Linked DNA regions of Homo sapiens: region 1 is linked to region 2. Evidence: chromatin contacts called from ENCODE Hi-C or POLR2A ChIA-PET data. All regions are on one chromosome and are shown on one strand. Each heading gives the region's core, a stretch centred on a gene start or an enhancer-like site at or near the end of the contact. The rest is flanking DNA. Distances are from core to core; before and after follow the strand shown.

Region 1 (4,613 bases), core at 1,605-4,104, 240 kb after region 2:
CAGTGATTCAGAGCAGAAGTGTCTTATTGTTTCTTTACATCTATTTTATTGACTTGTAGGTGAAGTGCCTTTCCTTTATTAATAGTCTTTTTTTTTAGATGGAATCTCACTCTGTTGCCCAGGCTGGAGTGCAGTGGTGCGATCTCAGCTCACTGCAACCTCCGCCTTCCAGGTTCAAGTGATTCTCCTGCCTCAGCCTCCTGAGTAGCTGGGATTACAGGTGTGTACCACCACGCCCTGCTAGTTTTTGTATTTTTAGTAGAGACGGGGTTTCGCCATGTTGACCAGGCTGGTGTCGAACTTCTGATAACCTCAGGTGATCTGCCTGCCTCAGCCTCCCAAAGTGCTGGGATTACAGGCGTGAGCCACTGTGCCTGGCCTCTTTTATTAATATTCTAACTCACGTAGTGAACATTGTTAAAATTCCATCTCAAATGACTATATCCACCAAAAGTGGTGTATTGGATAAACTGCCAACTTGTTCAGCAGAAATATTACTAATATGATAGATTGGAGGAATAAATTATTCAGAATGCTGATAAACTCATGCTATGAAGTGATTTCCACATACATGTCAGTTAGATGTGGGAGATGAACTACCAGTAGCAAAACAACCGACAAAATGTATTTTACTTGTGTATTTATTTATTTTAGATCCAAGGGATATGTTTGCAGGTTTGGTACATGAGTAAATTATATGATGCTGAGGTTTGGGTTTCTAAGAATCCCATCCCCCAAGTAGTGAACATAGTACATGATAGGTAGTTTTTCAACCCATTTCCCCTCCCTCCCCTACTCCTTTTGGAATCCCCAGGGTTTATTGTTCCCATATTTGTGTCCAAGTGTACCCAATGTTCATCTCCCACTTATAAGTAAGAACATGATAGTTCATTTGATTTTCGGTTTCTGCATTAAATTGCTTAGGATAAAGGCCTCCAGTTGCATCCATGTTGCTGTAAAGGATGTGATTTCATTCTTTTTCATGGCTGTATAGTAATCCGTGGTGTATATGTACCACATTTTCTTTATCCAATCCACCATTAATGGGCACTTAGGTTGATTCCATGTCTTTGCTGTTGTGAATAGTGCTGTGATAAACATATGAATACAGGTATCTTTCTGATAGAATGATTTATTTTCCTTTGGGTATATTCCCAGTAATGGATTGCTGAGTTGAATGGTAATTCTACTTTTAGTTTTTTGAGAAATCTCCAAACTGCTTTCCACGGGAACTGTACTAATTTGCATTCCCAGCAACAGTGTATAAGCATTCCCTTTTCCATGAAACCTCACTAACATCTGGTTTTTTTTTTTTTACTTTAATAACAGCCATCCTTACTGGTATGAGATGGTATCTCATTATGGTTTTGATTTGCATCTCTCTGATGATTAGTGGTGTTGAGCATTTCAAAAAATCTATTTTAAAAGTCTGACTTTTGGCCAGGTGCAGTGGCTCATGCCTGTAATCCCAGCACTTTGGGGAGGCCGAGGCAGGCGGATCACCTGAGGTCGGGAGTTTGAGACCAGCCCGACCAACATGGACAAACCCCGTTTCTACTAAAAATACAAAATTAGCCGGGCGTGGTGGCGCATGCCTGTAATCCCAGCTACTTGGGAGGCTGAGGCAGGAGAATCACTTGAACCCGGGAGGCAGAGGTTGCGGTGAGCCGAGATCACACTATTGTACTCCAGCCTGGGCAACGAGAGCAAAACTCCGTCTCAAAAAAAAAAGTCTGACTTTTATTGTGAGTCAAAGTGGGCAACACTCCACCGAATTTTGAACTTTTGTATCTTCAAGCTAGTTAGCCGATGGCAGATTTTGGAGTAATTATTGTTAGCTGATAGTTTCAGTGGTCTGCATAATATAAAGGGATTTACAAAGACTAAGTCTAAATACACCTTTATATCATTATTATTTTATTATTATTATTATTATTTACAAAGTTCCCAAGAGCTAGAATGTTATGTCATTTTTTAAAGTAAGTGATTTCAGGCAAGTTTCATACAACATATCTATATATAAAAGTAGCCATGAATTTTTATATTTTGCATGGATACAATTTTATATACCAGGCGATTCCAGACTTTATTAAAAATTGAATCATAAATTTTTAAGTCACAGAAGACTAGAAGAGATTCCTAAAAATGAAGATTCTCATTATAAAAAGGGACACCACAGAAAATTTAAAAATTCAGAAAACAGCAATAATTATTGATCATTAATAATAAATTATATATTTAATTAATACATAGTGAAAATAATTCAGTTATTGTTACCACCAATAATCCCTTTACCCAGAGGCAACTGCTGATAACATAGATCTTAGAGAGATTGTCCTAGATCTTTTTTTGGTTTGCGTCTAGGCAAGATTATACCTGAGGTTTGGTTTTTGTTTTTCTTTTAACGAAGGACTCTGCACTGCTTTCAGCGTTCCAGGACTTAACAACACGGATGATCGGCAGTTCTTTGCGTTTATTTTTGGTCCTACATGTTGTTCTTCAAACCCATTTCCTCTTGTTCTTTCCCCAACAGAGGCAGAGAAGTGTTGGCCTCGAGCTCTGCCTATGATTTTCCTGCAGAACTAAACTACCACACCTTAACCTGCTCTCCTCAGGGGTGAATCAATTCAGTGTCTTTCCTCTTGGCAGGTGAGTCTCATTCTCCAATTGTTTTGCCACTTTGGGGCATCCCCTGAGCCTTCTGAGAGGTTGAGCGCAAGGCATATTTCTTCTAACAACTAGCTCACTTTATTGACATTCACCTACCTGAAAGCAGGAAGCTGGATCAGATAACTTTGGGGACTTCCTTTCAGTTTTGACTTTATGTGCGCCCTCTCGGGACCTGGCTTAGGATTCTGCTCATGGTAAATATTTGGTAAGCCTTACTGGTTGTATGACTCATGAGTGTGGTTCCTAATAAGAGTCACAGAAAACAGTAAAAGCAGTTCCAGGAATTTGCTGCTTACTCAGTAGTGGTGGATGCAGCAGGGAAAATAATGCAGGCTTCCTGCCCATTTCCCAGCCACTTCTCCGTATATGCACCTGGTCACAAAGGGATGGTCACAAAGACCATAAGACAGACCCCAGAGACCCCAGGCAACGTGTTCCCTGGCAGGGAGTGTGTCCTGCGGATGGTGTTCCTCAAGGAGCACAGGCTTCTTAGGGGCGGCTTTCACTCAACTTGGAAGGGAGGTCTAGGTAGAGGGGTTCACTCAAGTGGACTCCTTCTCATTTCCTCGTTTCTTTCTAAGGAAGCCACTTTTAAGTGTGATGGCATTGAGACTGTGTATTGCTGCACCCCAGTGCCAGTGAACCTATGAAATACAGCCGTGCTCACTCTGTGCCTCACATGGAATCTCTCTAGAAGTAACTGGGAGGCCAGAGCAGGAGGGAGCCCAAGCAGTGGAGTGATGGGGCCAAAATGATCATCTTTTGAGAGCTCAGACTCATCAACATTCAACCTTTGCAGAGGCACTCAAGGCCTTTACTTTTGCAGAAAGTGCCTGAACTAGTCTGTCAAACACCTTCCAAAACTGGCCCTTTATTCTTTGGAAAGTTATTCACTACTCCCGTTATTCATCTTGCTCTTGTGTCTCTGACGTTTTATTTAAGCTCATACCACTTGCTCAGAACACCCCCAATCAACCTCTATCTTCTCTCATCATTCTCAGGGCTCCTGAAATTACCTCTTCCAGGAAGTCTTCCCTGACTAACAAGAACAATGAAACTTCCTGGCTTCCTTCTACACTAACCGCTCTCCTCAAATAACTTCCTTTTTGTTTTCACAGAACATAAATGCTTCAATTTATTTATTAGTTTAATGTGTGTTTTTAGACTCTCAGGAAGGATGTAATTATAGATGATGACTTCTGAGAAGTAGGATGGTGTCCAGCTTGATGTGCAAATGGCCCCAACATATCAGCAGCAAACAAAGGCTGTTGCCACAGGTGTGACTTTGCAAGTAATTGCTCAGACTTTGCCTTCAGAACCTGTTCTATATTTCCAGTGGTGCTGCTTATATGTGCAGCATTAGCCAGATTCTTCAGTAGTATTCATTCAACAAATGCTTATTGAGAGCCTTTTATGAGCCAAGTACTGTTAGGTACTGGAGATGTAGTGCCCATTGAATTTTTCTTTGAGAAATTTTATTTTTACCAAGCTCCCAAGAGGTAGAACTTTATGTCATTTTTAAAGTAAGTGATTTCAGGCAAGTTTCATAAAACAAATCTATATATAAAAGTCACCCAGGCTGCAGTGATCTCAGCTCACTGCAACCTCCACTCCCCACCACTCCCCCACCCCGCCTGCCAGCTCAAGTGATCCTCCCACCTCAGCCTCCCAAGTGGCTGGGACCACAGGCGTACACCACCACACCCAGCCTTTTTTTTTTTTTTTTTTTTTTTTTTAGTAGAAATTGGGTCTCACCATGTTGCCCAGGCTGGTCTCAAACACCTGAGCTCAAGTTATCCACCCACCTCAGCCTCCCAAAGTGCTAGGATTACAGGCATGAGACACTGTGCCTGGCTGAAATTTTTAAGATTATTGTGGTGGACCACCAATTTGGTGGCCCACACTGAACTATTTCTCTAAGTATTTATACCCTTGTGTAGTCT
Region 2 (5,134 bases), core at 1,303-3,802:
AATGTGGGATCCTGCACCCATTAACCTTCTGAAAATACAGACACTATGGCAAACACCAGGACTCCAAGCAGAAAGGGGGTCCAGGGGAGAAGGCAGGAGGTGCCTGTCTTCAGAGTTAACATTTCGTTGGGATTTATTTAGCCATAAAATGACTTCCAGGGAACAGGAAACAGGTTGAATGAGGCTAGAGAACAAGATGAGGACATTAGAGGCAAAACACTCCCCAAAGCTGTTCTGAGCATCCTGAGCATTGCTGTGTGATCAGCACAAAGAGGAAGGAATAGCGAATGGTTAAGAGGATAGACTCAGGAGCCAGCTGGCCTTGGGTGGAACCTGCCTTGCTATGCCTCAATTTCCTTATTCCTATAAAATGGCGATGTAGTACTATTCAATTCTTAAGAGTTGTTACCTAATCAGTATGCCAGTTATCAATGCTAAAAAAATAAAGCAGCTGAACTGCCCACACAAATCAGGCTCCAACTCTTGCCAGCGACGGTCAAGATTTTGGGGCTCCAAGTATGTGGGCAGGTCCGTGGCTTTCTTCCACATTGTGCAGAAAGGGGAGAATGTGGGTTTCTGGGCGCAGCTTTGCAATTCCAGCAAGCCTGGCATATGTCTTAGATGAATGAATAAAGGATGAATGGGTTCTCTTTTCTCTGTCCCCACTGACATTGCTTAGCTGAGGGCAGGGCCTCAGCTACTAGACTCTCTATTCCATACTCCACACTCTTGCTAAAATGATCTTTCTAAAGTGCAAATTTGAGAATGTTTCTTTCTAGGAGGAATCCCTATATTATGCCCCTGCTTAAACCCTTGGAAGGCTTTCAATGGTCTATGATGCATTCCAAACTCCCTTCTAGGCAAAGCCTCAGGCCATCTCTCAAACCCACTCTTCTTCTTTTTTATTTATTTATTTTTTATTATACTTTAAGTTCTAAGGTACATGTGCACAACGTGCAGGTTTGCTACATAGGTATACATGTACCATATTGGTTTGCTGCACCCATCAACTTGTCATTTACATTCGGTATATCTCCTAATGCTATCCCTCCCCCAGCCCCCAACCCCCTGACAGGCCCTGGTGTGTGATGTTCCCCCGCCCTGTGTCCAAGTGTTCTCATTGTTGAGTTCCCACCTATGAGTGAGAACATGCGGTGTTTGGTTTTCTGTCCTTGTGATAGTTTGCTGAGAATGATGGTTTCCAGCTTCATCCATGTCCCTGCAAAGGACATGAACTCATTCTTTTTCATGGCTGCATAGTATTCCATGGTGTATATGTGCCACATTTTCTTTAACCAGTCTATCATTGATGGACATTTGGGTTGGCTCCAAGTCTTTGCTATTGTGAATAGTGCCACAATAAACATACGTGTGCATGTGTCTTTATAGTAGCATGATTTATAATCCTTTGGGTATATACCCAGTAATGAGATTGCTGGGTCAAATGGTCTTTCAAGTTCTAGATCCTTGAGGAATTGCCACACTGTCTTCCACAATGGTTGAACTGATTTACACCAACAGTGTAAAAGCATTCCTATTTCTCCACATCCTCTCCAGCATCTCATCTGTTGTTTCCTGACTTTTTAATGATCGCCATACTAACTGGCGTGAGATGGTATCTCATTGTGGTTTTGATTTGCATTTCTCTAATGACCAGTGATGATGAGCATTTTTTCCTGCGTGTTGGCCACATAAATGTCTTCTTTTGAGACGTATCTGTTCCATATCCTTTGCCCACTTTTTGATGGGGTTTTTTTTTTCTCATAAATTTGTTTAAGTTCTTTGTAGATTCTGGATATTAGCCCATTGTCAGATGGGTAGATTGCAAAAATTTTCTCCCATTCTGTAGGTTGCCTGTTCACTCAGATGGTAGTTTCTTTTGCTGTGCAGAAGCTCTTTAGTTTAATTAGATCCCATTTGTCTATTTTGGCTTTTGTTGCCATTGCTTTTGGTGTTTTAGTCATGAAATCCTTGCCCATGCCTATATCCTGAATGGTATTGCCTAGGTTTTCTTCTAGGGTTTTTATGGTTTTAGGCCTTACATTTAAGTCTTTAATCCATCTTGAATTAATTTTTGTGTAAGGTGTAAGGAAAGGATCCAGTTTCAGCTTTGTACATATGATTAGCCAGTTTTCCCAGCACCATTTATTAAATAGGGAATCCTTTCCCCATTTCTTTTTTATTTTTCAGGTTTGTTAAAGATCAGACGGTTGTAGATGTGTGGTGTTATTTCTGAGGCTTCTGTTCTGTTCCACTGGTCTCAGGCCCATTCTTCACCACCCTCTTCACACCCTAGCTTCTGGTCCTACCAAATAATTTGCATTCTCTGACGGTGCAATATAATCTCAAGTCTCCATGGTTTTGCCCATGTCATTCCCTGCACCTTGCCTGTCACAGCCCTGCCAGCTGGTCTGGCCCCATTATAAAGACTTATGACGCTCAGTGGAAGCACTGTGTCCTCTGACCTGTAGAGCCGGGAGCTTCTCCTCTGTGCTCCCACTTGCTCTGACATTATTCTGAGGAGGAAAGCTGAAAGGCTTGCCCGGCTTCTGGACTCTGGCCACTAGAGAGCAGTAGAGGGTAGACAAGCATCTGGCCTGGGAAACCCCAGACCTGCTCTTCTTGCTCTGTCCTTCCAGACACCGCCACATCTCACTCCCGGAATCTGCACAGCCCCTTTGTGGGTCTCTTGGCATCTGCCACGCCATCTTCACTTTTATGCGCAGAGCTGGCCAACCAAGGGCACTGTTAAAAAATAAAATTTCAACATAGTGAAACAAGTAATTGGCTTTCCTTTTTTTTTTTTTTTTTTTTGAGACAGGGTCTTGCCCTGTCATCCAGGCTGGAGTTGCAGTGGTGCGATCTCGGCTCACCGCAGCCTTGACCTCCCAGGCTCAAGCGATCCTCCCACCTTAGCCTCCAGAGTAGCTGGGACTACAGATGCGCACCATAAAGCTGAGCTATTTCTTTTGTAAAAGAAGGGGTTACACCATGTTGCCCAGGCTGGTCTTGTGCTCAAGTGATCTGCCAGCCTTGGCTTCTCAAAGTGCTGGAATTACAGGCATGAGCCACCACACCCAACCTTTTTTTTTTTTTTAATTGAGACAAAGTCTCACTCTGTTGTCCAGGCTGCAGTGCAATGGGGCAATCATAGCTCACTACAGTCTTGAACTCCTGGGCTTAAGTGATCCTCTTGCCTCAGCCTCCTGAGTAGCTGGGACTGCGGGCATGCACCACTGTGCCTAGCCCTACTTGGCTTTTATTAGTGATCCAGGAATCAGACAGCATATCTTCCAAAATAGAGGGAGTTCCACTCGGCACGACAGATCCATTGTAAGGTAGCTTGAGCAGGAACAAGGAAACAGAATACCACAAAAAAGCAGATGAGTTAACGTCAGGTTGCTTTCCTTATAAGGGTTAAAGGAAAGAGGACTATCTTATCGTGCCAGCTCAGGTTTACTGGGCCCTTTCCAATTGGTTGCCATAAATCTCCTATTTTTAGGAAAACATGATCTGTTAGGGGATTTTCCTGCTTCATAAAGTTTCAGTTTGATTATGCAGCACTTAGCACGAGTGACTCCATTTTGGCTTGGTCTGTTGGGGCCTAGTGTAGGACCTCAGTCCAAAACAATGGGCTCCTATAAATTTTATTTAACATCACCACGGAGTGGGGCAGTGAGTGAGAGGGGTGAAGTGTGACAACCTATAGATTGTATCTGTGAGTGCTCTTGCTGCAAACGGCAGGAACTCACTCTGGCTAACTCAAGCTAAGAACGAGCTTATGAGAAAGAATATTGGATGGTTTACAGGATTGATTCGTGTCTGGCAAACCAGGTTCGGGAAAATGGGCAGGGAACACCCTGAAGGCCAGGTAGCTAAGAACCTAGTCACAGCCGCTCAGCCTCGGGGTCAGGATGCCTGTGTGAATTCTGCTACCAGTTACCATGGACTGCTGGACTCTCGACCCCACTGCCATGGCTTGACCTCCCAGACTCAAGCAATCCTTCCACCTTAGTGTTCTGAGTAGCTGGGACTACAGGTGTGCACCGTCTCTAATTACCTGTCTCTCCCTCAAGAGTCAAAGCCCCCAGCCTGAGCATCCCACGGGCTGAGCCTGGGTCAAACATGGGCCCTAGAAGACTGTCTGCTTCCTGTCGAGACCACCCCCTGGAGGACTCCTCCACATAGGAAGGACTCAAATGTAAGCAGACAAAAATCAACAGATGTCCTCTGCGGGATTCACCGGTTTCCTCTCTAGAATGAGCTCATTCTGGAAGGCACTCAGGAGTTCATCTGAGTATCCAAGAAGTCCTTTTGCTGCTTTGTTGGGGTGAGGGGAGTGAAGACAGAGAGGTGTGTCAGTTGCCCCGTCATCTCCAGCACTGGTTCCCGCAGAAGTCACCAGTATCCACCCAACAGAACCAGGATGAATGGTTTGAGTGTGGTCATTCCTCACAGAAGGAATGGGCTGGGGAGCAGGAAGGGGAAAGCAAGGCAGCTGCAGTTTTATAATGTGCCTGCCCAGGACAGGCGGCCATCCATCAGGGAGAAGGAGGACCTCTGTGGAAACAGAGTATGAAGCAATCTGTTTCACTTGAAGTGATTGTGTGAACTGATATAGTTGTTTGTCATAAATGTTGGCTATGTATGGAGTTATTCTGACCCTTAGAAAACACTCCATCCAGGCGTAGTGGCTCACGCCTGTAATCCCAGCTACTCCGGAAGCTGAGGTGGGAGGATCGCTTGAGCCCAGGAGGTCGAGGCTGCAGTGAGCTGAGATCGCATCACTGAGCTCTAGCCTGGGTGACAGAGTGAACCCCTGTCTCAGGAAAAAAAAGAAAGAAAAAAGGAAACACTCCAACGCTTCAGGAAACTAAGTCCATTGTTTCATAGACTTTCCTCCACTGGAAGCACACAGATGCTGGGGTCTCAGGCACTGCTGCTGGGGAAGGGAGCCTTAGCTCTGCTCAAGAGCAGAATGGCTCCAGGGACAGGAGAGGGAAGCAGAACGAGAGAGCCACACTTTTCCCTAAAACTGTGGTTTAGAAACTGGACTGCACAGACCCCAGTCACCTCTGGGACCCCAGGCATGCATAGCCCTAGGTAGAGGTCTGTCAGATAAAACAGAGGACAC

What was found. A loop is a pair of places that touch in the nucleus more often than their neighbours do. ChIA-PET counts read pairs that join two places held with the same protein, here RNA polymerase II (POLR2A). Pooled maps may share reads with other maps.
Region 1: a pooled map shows a loop between it and region 2 (2.2-fold over the local background). The contact joins two enhancer-like sites. A Hi-C loop is called at or near these places in 4 of 168 maps with a recorded cell type or tissue (K562, MCF 10A, PC-3 and 1 more) and 6 of 50 pooled maps. POLR2A ChIA-PET finds 5 or more read pairs at or near these places in 7 of 52 experiments (IMR-90, MCF 10A, RWPE1 and 3 more).

The regions. Positions count from the first base shown.
Region 1 is chr1:212,718,831-212,723,443 of GRCh38, forward strand. No RefSeq gene overlaps it. Among named protein-coding and RNA genes, the nearest start is that of BATF3, 21 kb to the left of the region's middle. Within about 2 kb of position 2,855, at least 5 of the 41 ENCODE cell types and tissues checked have a DNase peak (open chromatin) inside an H3K27ac peak, as active enhancers do.
Region 2 is chr1:212,474,764-212,479,897 of GRCh38, forward strand. No RefSeq gene overlaps it. Among named protein-coding and RNA genes, the nearest start is that of LINC02771, 4.5 kb to the left of the region's middle. Within about 2 kb of position 2,553, at least 3 of the 41 ENCODE cell types and tissues checked have a DNase peak (open chromatin) inside an H3K27ac peak, as active enhancers do.